2 separate regions of the Homo sapiens genome follow, and region 1 is linked to region 2. Evidence: read pairs that join two places in POLR2A ChIA-PET (ENCODE). Cell type or tissue: Caco-2. All regions are shown on one strand. Links, peaks and the distances in the headings refer to the core of each region. The heading gives the core; the rest is flanking DNA. Region 1 has its middle 81 kb from the start of TIGD2. Region 2 has its middle 11 kb from the start of TIGD2.

The links. ChIA-PET counts read pairs that join two places held together with the same protein. Peaks named below come from ENCODE experiments on the same cell type or tissue, not always from the same donor. Only the 100,000 strongest peaks of a DNase experiment are listed, where the experiment ranks them.
Region 1: POLR2A ChIA-PET joins it to region 2 with 5 read pairs; 3 of 35 experiments call an interaction of 5 or more read pairs at or near these places.

What each region holds. Positions count from the first base shown.
Region 1 is chr4:89,190,061-89,195,445 of GRCh38, reverse strand. No RefSeq gene overlaps it. Among named protein-coding and RNA genes, the nearest start is that of TIGD2, 81 kb to the right of the region's middle. In Caco-2, for the core only: no CTCF peak of the experiment used is centred there; no DNase peak of the experiment used is centred there.
Region 2 is chr4:89,120,145-89,125,529 of GRCh38, reverse strand. No RefSeq gene overlaps it. Among named protein-coding and RNA genes, the nearest start is that of TIGD2, 11 kb to the right of the region's middle. In Caco-2, for the core only: no CTCF peak of the experiment used is centred there; DNase peaks (open chromatin) are centred at 1,459, 1,879, 2,979 and 3,269; H3K4me3 peaks cover 152 bases.

The DNA of each region.
Region 1 (5,385 bases), core at 275-5,274, 70 kb before region 2:
GAAAAATCTTTCTCCTCCTTCCTGTTACTTCTGTTTTCCTCTTCTTTCTATAGTATATTTCCCACGATGAGCTCAAGTTTACACACACACACAAGAAAAGCCATAAAAGGCAATTATCTTCACACCTCATCCCACCATCTACACCAAAATATGTAGGCTGCTTCGGAGAGAAAGAGGAAAAGGACAAAAGAGGGAAAAGGAGGGAAGGAGATGAGAAGAAAGAGGGAAGAAAAAAGGAAATAAAAAGGTAACCATTACATTCCTGCTGATTTTTAGGCATGAAGGAAAATTAAAAATAAATTAGTGTCTTTATGCCATATATATTATTTCATTTAAGTGTCACAACAACCCTATGAGGTAGGTACTATTATTATTCTTATTTTACAGATGAGCAAACTGAGGCTTAAACAGTTTAAACATCTTGCTCGAGGCCATACAGCCAGTAAATGTAAAGCCTGAATTCAAACCCAGTGCCATCTGATTCTAGAACCCATGTCATTAACCACCACAAATATGGCCTGATTAACAGAAACATATAATTCTTTGAATACTGCATTGGATCATGAATGTCATATTATTTGAAGATTGCATAGTATCCATTCACATGCCCAGCTCATGGCAGGTACTCAATAAGCATTTACCAATTCAGTAACAAGTAAATAATAGTTTCTTAACACAATTTCATTTTTCCTAAAATGTGTTTTCTCTATGTGATTCCCCAAAACAGCATATCTAAAATAATACATTGTCAAAGAACAACCTGACAATATTAAAATTTATATAACACAGTTTTTCCTGAAATTCCAGCACTTTTAAAGCCATCAAATACCAGGGTCAAAAGATTATCCTTTAAACTCATTTTTGTTGGTAAAAGAAGTACAAAAAGAAATCACTTTTTCAAATTCACTGCAAAAATCTGGGCAGAATGGAAGGAAAATTGAGCTCAAAACTATGTTTCTCTGTGCACTGTGAATAAAGTGAAAATTTTGTTTATTCAGAAAGAGAGAGAAAGATACGTAATTGCTCCAAGCTTGTGGTAGCTATTTTTTATTCTCCCTTTTAATTAATGAGCACTAGTCTTTTGAAAGAGCTAAAATGAAACTTGATAATTTTACATATTTTTAAAAAGGTAAAGACAGAAGAAAGTAGATCTGTGCTCTTTGAATTTTCTGTTCATTTGTATTCTCTTGGGAAGAAGCCAGTAAGCATCATAAGTTTTTTATGCTGTTCCTTAGTTGTTACTCCTTTCCATAAATTTAGTTCCAATCTAGGCAGGAAAATTCCTTTTTCCTGTGGCTCTACTGAGACTTCTGGAATTTCTCCAGGAGGCTGTGGAGAATGTTTTATTGTCATTTTGGTGGCTGTTCCTGATTGGTGAGCAAAGGTCGGAATTGTTGTCGATAATTTACAAGGCATTTCCTACAAATTTCTCAGAAATTCTTCATACATATTCCAATAGCTGCTGTGTCAGACACATCCAGATCAGATTGCAGCCTGCTGATACCGTGCAGCACTCATATCAAAGTGCTTAGCAACTTCTCTAGCATCTTTTTAATTTTAATTTTGCTTTTAGCATTCTCACAGATAGAAACCAAGTAACAAAATGTTAATAAGGGATTACTAACTTTCAAGACCACTCTTGAGCTAAAGTCCAGATGTATGCCAAGAAAGAAATAAGTAATAATCTACCCTTTGAAAGGATCTTGTGGTTTTTGTTGTTGTTTACTGTATTGGTTACATAGGTTGAGAGAATTGACTCTAAATCTTTCTTTTTTTTTAATCATTACTTCTAAAATACTTAACGTGCCATCAGAAGCACAATTTGTAGAGGCAACATTCTATAAGGATGGTGCTTCATTGAACTGTCAGTTCTGAGTAACAAAGCCAGGACTGCCATGTTCCAAAGTGTATCTTTAATTGTGTCTGACAGGTTTCTATAAGGACAAAAAAATTAAATGAGAATGATCACTAGTTAAGAATTTTTACAATAGGGCCAGGCATGGTGGCTCTTGCCTGTAATCCCAGCACTTTGGGAGGCCGAGGCGGGTGGATCGCCTAAGGTCAGGAGTTTGAGACCAGCCTGGTCAACATGGTGAAACCCTATCTCTACTAAAAATACAAAAATTAGCTGGGTGTGGAGGCAGGCGCCTGTAATCCCAGCTACTCGGGGAGGCAGAAGAATCACTTGAATCTGGGAGGCAGAGGTTGCAGTGAGCTGAGATCGCACTATTGCACTCCAGCCTGAGCGACAAGAGCAAGACTTCATCTAAAAAAAAAAAAAAAAAAAAAGAATTGCTACAATAGCCACAACTTTTATGTAGTTTACTATTAAATTAATTTTGAATTTTGGATATATTTATATTATACACAACAAAGCACAAATAATGGAGTGTGCTTCTGCTGTTAGCTTCCAATTATCATAAGGATGCTGGAGGACTTATTTGAAAAGACAGATTAGTACACAGATTTGTGTATGTTCCTATTTGTTCCAAACATAGTTATAGATGTGGATACAGATACAGATATATAGACATAGGGTATATTTATTATTATTTATTTATGTTTTGAGACAGGGTCTCCCTCTGTCGCCCAGCCTAGAGTGTAGTGGTGCAATTACAGCCTCAACCTCCTTGGTCTCAAGCGACTCTCCTGTCTCAGCCTTCCGTGTAGCTGGGACCACAGGCATGCTCCACCATGCTGGGCTAATTTTTTTTATTTTTTCTAGTGACAAGGTCTCACTTTGTTACCAGCCCAAGCTGGTCTCCAACTCCTGGGCTCAAATGACCCTTCCCCTTGGCTTCTCAAAGTGCTGGGGTTACAAGGTGCGAGCCACCATGCCCAGTGACATAGGGTATTTTATTTTACTGCTCTGCAGTATTTTGCTAATCTTCTCTTTCTCATGAATCTTCCTCATAGACATTATTGCCTATAGTTGGAATGATTATTTCTTTGCATCTCTCTGTCTACAGTTTCTCAAAGTTTACTTTGTCAACTCCATCTCCAAAGGTGTTTGACTTCTTTTTAGGAAATATTCCATTTATGACTATTACCTGTAAATTAACTCCTCTTTCTTTCTTTTGCTCTCTGTCTCTCTTGGCTCTAATGAAATTGTAAGGAGCCTACACTGTGAGAGTGTAGTAAGTGTCCAAACACCCAAGAATTATATACACTACTCAAAACCCTAGAGTCTAACTTATACTCTTAAAAACTTGTATGGATTGAAGATCCTGGATTTTTATTACTTACCTGTTTCATATTTACATTTGTAGGCTACTTGTGAGGACGTATACTATTAATTATTGTTTTTTAAGATGAAAAAACAAAGTTAGGACTTATTCTATTTCCTTCTGTGCATACTAGGACTCCATTATTGGTAATACTTCCTCCAGTCCTTAAAAAACAGGAAAATTGGAAATTCACTGGATATGATTTTTGTTGCTGCTGTTGTTGTTGTTTCAGACAGAGTCTCACTCTGTTGCTCAGGCTGGAGTGCAGTGGCATGATCTCGGCTCACTGCAACCTCCACCTCCCGGGTTCAAGAGATCCTCCCACCTCAGCCTCCTGAATAGGTGGGACTACAGGCGTGCACCGCCACGCCCAGGTACTTTTTGTATTTTTAATAGAGATGGGGTTTCGCCATGTTGGCCAGGCTGGTCTCAAACTCCTGGCCTCAAGTGATCCACCTGCCTCGGCCTCCCGAAGTGCTGAGATTACAGGTGCACGCCACCATGCCTGGCTGCACTGGATGTTTTTATACAGAGTGTTAAAGAAACAAGTTCAAGAAAAATGGCAATGGTTTGTTTTTATTTTAATAATTAAAATCCTATTGCCAAAACTGTCATTAGATGTTTCAGTTTCTAAACATATCTTATTAAACAATTCAATTCATAATCTCCAAATATTATACAAAGCATAGCCCTAGGGTTTTGAAAAAGAAAGATAGAATAAGACTCACTTCTTTCTCTCAAGAAGATTGGAGTCCAAAAAAGAGAAGATACACACATAATAAAGGAAAATTCATTCACCTTAGAAAAATCAAGTGGAAGAGAATAATAGCAATAGGGATTGTATTTTATATAGTATATATGATCATATTTATAAAACTCAAGTAACTTATTTCTTCAAGGCTTTGTTCAAAGGAGGCCTACACTGACCACTCTAATTACAAGCTTCAACCCACTCATCTCTGTTATTCTGCCTTACCTTTTATTCTATTCAGTAGCACTTGCTGCCTTCTAATATACTTTATAATTTGGTTATGTATTATGCTTATTGTTTATTGTCTCCATCTGCTAAAATGCAAGCTCCACTAGGGTAGAAGTTTTTCACTTTTTCACTGATACAACCCAAGAGCCTATGATACTATCTACAGATTGTAGGTGTACAAAAAAATTTTTGTTGAACAATTAAATGAGTAAATGTTCTGTGATTTGGATTAGATGTTGTGTGTATGTGGGGGGGGGCATATATATTATACATATGTTATATATGAATATATTGTATGATTTTTAAATATATCATATATCTAATATATAAGACTGAGAGCAATATTGGAAGACTAAAAATGAAATGTAAGTATTTTAAGACAATTAAAGTCCCAAACTTTTATATATTTGGTGGAATCACATACTCATCAGATTTACCAACATTGAAATGAAGGAAAAAATGTTAAGGGCAGCCAGAGAGAAAGGTCAGGTTACCTACAAAAGGAAGCCTATCAGACTAACAGTGGATCTCTCTGCAGAAACCCTACAAGCCGGAAGAGGGTGGGGGTCAATATTCAACATTCTTAGAGAAAAGAATTTTCAACCCAGAATTTCATATCCAGCCAAACTAAGCTTCATAAGCGAAGGAGAAATAAAATCCTTTACAGACAAGCAAATGCTTTTGTCACCACCAGGCCTGCCTTACAAGAGCTCCTGAAGGAAGCACTAAATATGGAAAGGAAAAACCAGTACCAGACACTGCAAAAACATACCAAATATAAAGACCAACCACACTATGAATAAACTGCATCAACTAACGTGCAAAATAACCAGGTAGAATCACGATGACAGGATCAAATTCACACATAACAATATCAACCTTAAATGTAAATGGACTAAATGCCCCAATTAAAAGACACAGACTGGCAAGTTGGATAAAGAGTCAAGACCCATCAGTGTGCTGTATTCAGGAGATCCGTTTCATGTGCAGAGAAACACATAGACTCAAAATAAAGGGATGGAGGACTATTTACCAAGCAAATGGAAAGCAACAGAAAGCAGGGGTTGCAATGCTAGTCTCTGATAAAACAGACTTTAAACCAGCAAAGCTCAAAAAAGACAAAAAGGGGCATTACATAATGGTAAAGGGAACAATGCAGCAAGAAGAGCTAACTATCCT
Region 2 (5,385 bases), core at 300-5,299:
AGTCTGCTGAATGTGTATCTTCAGCATTGCTTCATAGAGCCCATGTATTTTTGCATCTTAATGAAGAAAAGTGCATATTTTCTATAGGTTGTTTCTGTTTTGCAAAGAAAAGCCACTGCATGCTCTTAACTCTGAACTTTCATAATAATTTTCGTAGGCTGTATCCTTTCTCCCTCCCAACACAGAGCTATTAGGGTACATTATTTATTTGTTGGTTGAAGGGTACATAGAATGTTATCCCTCTCACTATCCACTTGGGTGTTCCAAGATTTTCTTTCTTACCTAGACCTCATTTAGAGATGGCCATGAATGTCCTAAGCCAGTGTGTAGTATGGCTATGCTGGACTAAAGTGGGATCTCTTATGTCTGTAATTGCTGGATGGGAATTTATTTTTAAAAATCTGAAGTACTCTGCAATGCAATTTATGAAAATGATGGTACCCTGCAAATATATTGCTCCCAGTGCTGTAAGAAGGCTGTATACCCATATTGATTCTCCTTTACTCTCTACAGTCCTCTATATTGAGACTTGTATTCCCTGAATGTGGGATGTGAAATAGTGGAAAGCAGAGTTGGCTACCTAATTTGCAGGGCCCAGTGCAAAATGAAAATATGGGGCCCCTTAAAATAAAGGTGTTGTTAAAGGTAGTAATATATAAGCATTTCCCTTTCTTCTGCAGTCTCTCTTTGGACCTATCATGCTGGTTTTTTAAATTTGCTATTGAATGTCACACACCTTTGGGCACAGGTACATTTGCTGGACAAGTGCAGACCCTCACAGGTGCCTGTGCCCACCCTGCAGTCCACTGCCACAATAATGCACCCTGTCCTGGCTGGGGGTGGGAAAGCCAATCTCCTCTTCCCATGTGTCTGCCTTCCCAACCCAGAGCAATGGGTAACTACCCAGAGATTACAACCTGTCAGAGCTGCTCAGTACCTGGATTGGGGTGAGTGAGCAGCTCACCCCAGCCAATCCCCACCTAATGCACCACAGCACTATCAGCCTGGGGCAAAATACCTCCTGCCATGCCTTACCCAATATGCCCTTGGGCAACATGCCCAACCTCAACCTCTGTGAATTTGTGCCCAGGCCCCTGCCAGGGGAGGAAGCTGGCAGTGGTCACCAGGCAGGAGTGGGGAGAAAGAAGCTGGGTGGCACTTTGGGAGCCGAGGGGGGCAGATCACGAGGTCAGGAGATCGAGACCATCCTGGCTAACATGGTGAAACCCGGTCTCCACTAAAAATACAAAAAATTAGCCAGGTGTGGTTGCGCACACCTGTAGTCCCAGCTACTCAGGAGGCCTAGGCAGGAGAATCGCCTGAACCCGGGAGGCGGAGGTTGCAGTGAGCCAAGATCACGCCACTGCACTCCAGCCTGGGTGACAGAGTGAGACTCCGTTTCAAAAAAAAAAAAAGGTGGGTGGGATCTGTAGTGACAAAGGTCGCAGAGCTGGCAGCTGAGAGCCGGTCCTAAGAGGCAAGAGAAGGGACCACGTACACCTAGGCCTCAAGCCCCAGTGTGTGTTCCATTGCCCCATCAGACTTCACTTTCCAACCTCTTTTAAATGATTTACAAATCTACTTATTTTAAAAAGCTGTCCAGACCTTTTGTGTTTTTCTGTGCCTGCAAGGACATTTTACTAAGTTAACATAATGCACAGATAATTCTTTGCCTGATGATATTTTCACTCACAATGTTACTTAGACCTTAAGAAAGGTAAAGAAGACTCCTTCCTTTCAACAACTCTGTACTGGTGTATCCAGCACCATGAAGCTCTGAGGCCTCCTCTATTCACTGAAACAGGAGAGCAGACAGGTAGAGTATAAGGAAGTGGAGAACAAGTTTGTTTGTTTTTCTAATAGCTGACTCTAGAATTCTTTTAAGATGACTGTCTGTTAAGGAAAAAAGTCTTTTCTAAGCTGCCCGGGGTAGAGGGTGAGATACAAAGGTTACTTGCACAAGCGCTAAAAGTTGCTTGCTTGCTAAATTGAAGTGCGTGAAACAAAGAGGAATTTGTCTTGCTGAAAGCGGGAGTGAAAATGCATAATGGAGAGGGATTCTCCCTGAGATGACGGAAGGCTCTACGCTCTGGGTGGTCTTTCTATCTCTGGGAGATCCAAATTTATAGAATGTGGGATAATTTTTTTTTCTGAGGTGAAAATACAGAATCTTAAAAATAATAGCCAACACACTTCTCATTCCCAGTAATTCTTGTCCTATAGCTTGACTGCTTCAGGGAAAACACAAATAATGGTGAGAACAAAGAAGTCTTTGCTTAGCTTTGACTTTCAAAGTAGACCAAAGGCAAAAAAAAAAAAAAAAAAAAAAAGAGTGCAGTAGAAACAATAATCTGGAAAGCAAGGTTTTCACTTGCAAGAGCCAGGCTATTTCGGAAAGGAAAGGAAAAAAAAAAAAAGATTTGTGATTCTGAGAAGCTAAGAAACTACTAAGGACTGAAGGGGTTCAGGTCATGCCACCCAAAAACATGCCACTTCGGCATAAGGATTATTTGAGCTGAAGGCAACTGAGAATCAACAGATGCAGGAAGTGTCCTCTGCTCTCCTCTCGTTTGCCTAAAAGTAGGGAACACATTTTCCTTGTGAAAGTATTGTCCTATAACAGAACTTAGGTCTGGCTATTCACAGTTTGAAAAGCCAGATACATGAGATGCCAAGTGTGGTGAAAGGAAAGCAGTTTTAATAAAATGCTAGCAGTTGAGGACATGTCCGGACTCGAGTCTCAAAATGATAACTCAAATTTTAAGGCTGACTGAAGGGGTTTATAAAAGGGAAACCTGGTGTGGGAAACACGCAGGAATCGTATAGAGTACAGGTCTGCATGTCTTGTTCCGATGGCTATCTTGAGTTACTGTCCACCTGGAGTACTAGCTGGTCCCATGTCGACTGTGACCAGGTTGTAGATTAACCACCTTGAGGTAATCTGCAGCTGGGTCTCCAGGCCTGGGCTGTTTCAAGATTAGCCCCTGGAATTTCTTTTCTTTTTTTTTTTTTTTTTGCCCTGTCCCCCAGGCTGGAGTGCAGTGGTGCGATCTCAGCTCGGCTCACTGCAAGATCTACCTCCCGGGTTCATGCCATTCTCCTGCCTCAGCCTCCAGAGCAGCTGGGACTACAGGCGCCCGCCACCACGCCCAGCTAATTTTTTTTTTTTTTTGTATTTTTAGTAGAGACAGGGTTTCACGGTGTTAGCCAGGATGGTCTTGATCTCCAGTGATCTGCCCACCTCGGCCTCCCAAAGTGCTAGGATTATAGGCGTGAGTCACCGCGCCCGGCCAGCCCCTGGAATTTCTAAGCAAGCATACAGTTAGATAAGCATGTATAAGTTGGTCATAAGGTCATGGTATAAGGCAGTGTCCAGGGGGAAGGAGAGAAAAAAAAAGGAAAAAAACCTTTTAAATACACTTTAAGGCTAGTGGGAAGGCTTTAAAATACATTTTAAAGCTGACACTCTTGGTTACAACTCCCCACTGTCAAGTTCCATTTCATTTCTATGGAAAGGGGGTGATGTGCTCCATCTAGGTACTTCCTGCTGAAACGGGGTGCAGTTAAGGTGCAGTGGAATGGAACCTCACCACTTGGAGTGGAAAATATTTGTGAGTCCATGGGCTTAAGGAAGAGATCTGCTAGAGCATCATGGTGAGTGTGTAACTGCAATAGAGTCTACAGCAGCAGAATAAACCTAGCCCTATAATCATGGCTAAAATTATGAGCAACTTTTTTTCACCAAGAGGGGCCTGATCCAAACCATGAGGAGAGCCACTGACTTAGGACATTGTGGGATAAGACATAGCATTAATTTGCTTATGCATGTCTCATAGGGCTGAGGATTTGTTTCCAGAATTATCTAGGATGTACACATACCACTCAGTCTTAATTATAGTGCACATTCTCCCCTATCAATCGTGCTTGGAGGTCCTGTGGGAATATGACAACATGTTGGCTGAACTTACATATTTAACAGGTTGCAGGAGGGGCTAGGAATATTCATGAAGGTGGTCCTGACCCATGTGCATTCAACAAATATGCATGTAACATATGACCCATGTTATTTTGTGGTGGAGACTTAATATTTAAACGTATTACAATTAGGTCCTATACATTAAAAGGTCTTTTCAGGGCAGAAAGGCACGCAAGTGTGCAATTTCTGTAAACCAGCTAGAACTAGCCCATAGTCCGTGGTCTTCTATCAGGTGAAAATTATTAAAGTCAGTCTCGTGTTAATTAAATCTGTAGTTATGGCTGATGGAACAGGGGCTGGGGGCCAGTGAGTTTGAGGCCAGTGCTTGTCTAACTGTTAGGGAAAAAGAAAACCCTTGTAGCAGCTAGAACACAGCTTACTATTTTTTTTTTTTTTTTTTTTTTGAGACGGAGCCTTGCTCTGTCACCCAGGCTGGAGTGCAGTGGCGCGATCTCGGGTCACTGCAAGCTCCGCTTCCTGGGTTCATGCCATTCTCCTGCCTCAGCCTCCAGAGTAGCTGGGACTACAGGCGCCCGCCACCACACCCGGCTTTTTGTATTTTTTTTTTTTTGTAGAGACGGGGTTTCACTGTGTTAGCCAAGATGATCTCGATCTCCTGACCTCGTGATCCACCGGCCTCGGCCTCCCAAAGTGCTGGGATTACAGGCGTGAGCCACCGCACCCGGCCAGCTTACTCTTTAAGTGTAGGCATGTATCACTTAACCCCTGCCTGCATGGTCTTAGGTCCTGTTTATAATTTGGTATTTTGTTGTTACAAGAGTCGGTTTTGTCGGTCTTATAATCTCTATTTTAATGTTAGTGGTGGTCACTTGTGCCTAAATTCCAAAGGGCGGGGGGTGGGCACAATGAGGTGTGTCCAATGCCCACTTCCTGCCATACCCTGATAGATTTTCAGGGTTTTGGGGATCCCGTTTGGCCAAGAGCGGGTCCATTCAGTCTGTCGGGAGGCTTAGGATTTTATTTTTTTAGTTCATATTCCTTTTATGGTCAACATATGCCAGAGGCACTATCGATATAAACAAGTCAATTTTGTAACCTGGTTTTTTGGCTTTTGGTTTTGGTCTCTTATGTTGCTTAATTAAAGGAGTTTTCTGAGCGCCTGCCCACCTCCATTCCCATTTGGCCTAAAACATTGAATTGGCTGTAAGTCTTCTGACTCTAAATCCCTTGGCCATAGGGGTCCCACTGAGGAACGTGATGGACCCAGGGCAGCCAGCCACACCACCCCTGGCATCGATATGGGACAAAAGAAAAGCTTGGCCATCGATAATGCCTCTGGGGTTTAGGGAGCTTCTAAGTCGGTGAACACATCCACGTGCTAGAAGGATGGTACATCCCAACTCCAAAGGGATAAAGCCTGCACTCAGGACCCTTCTAGACCTCCCCCT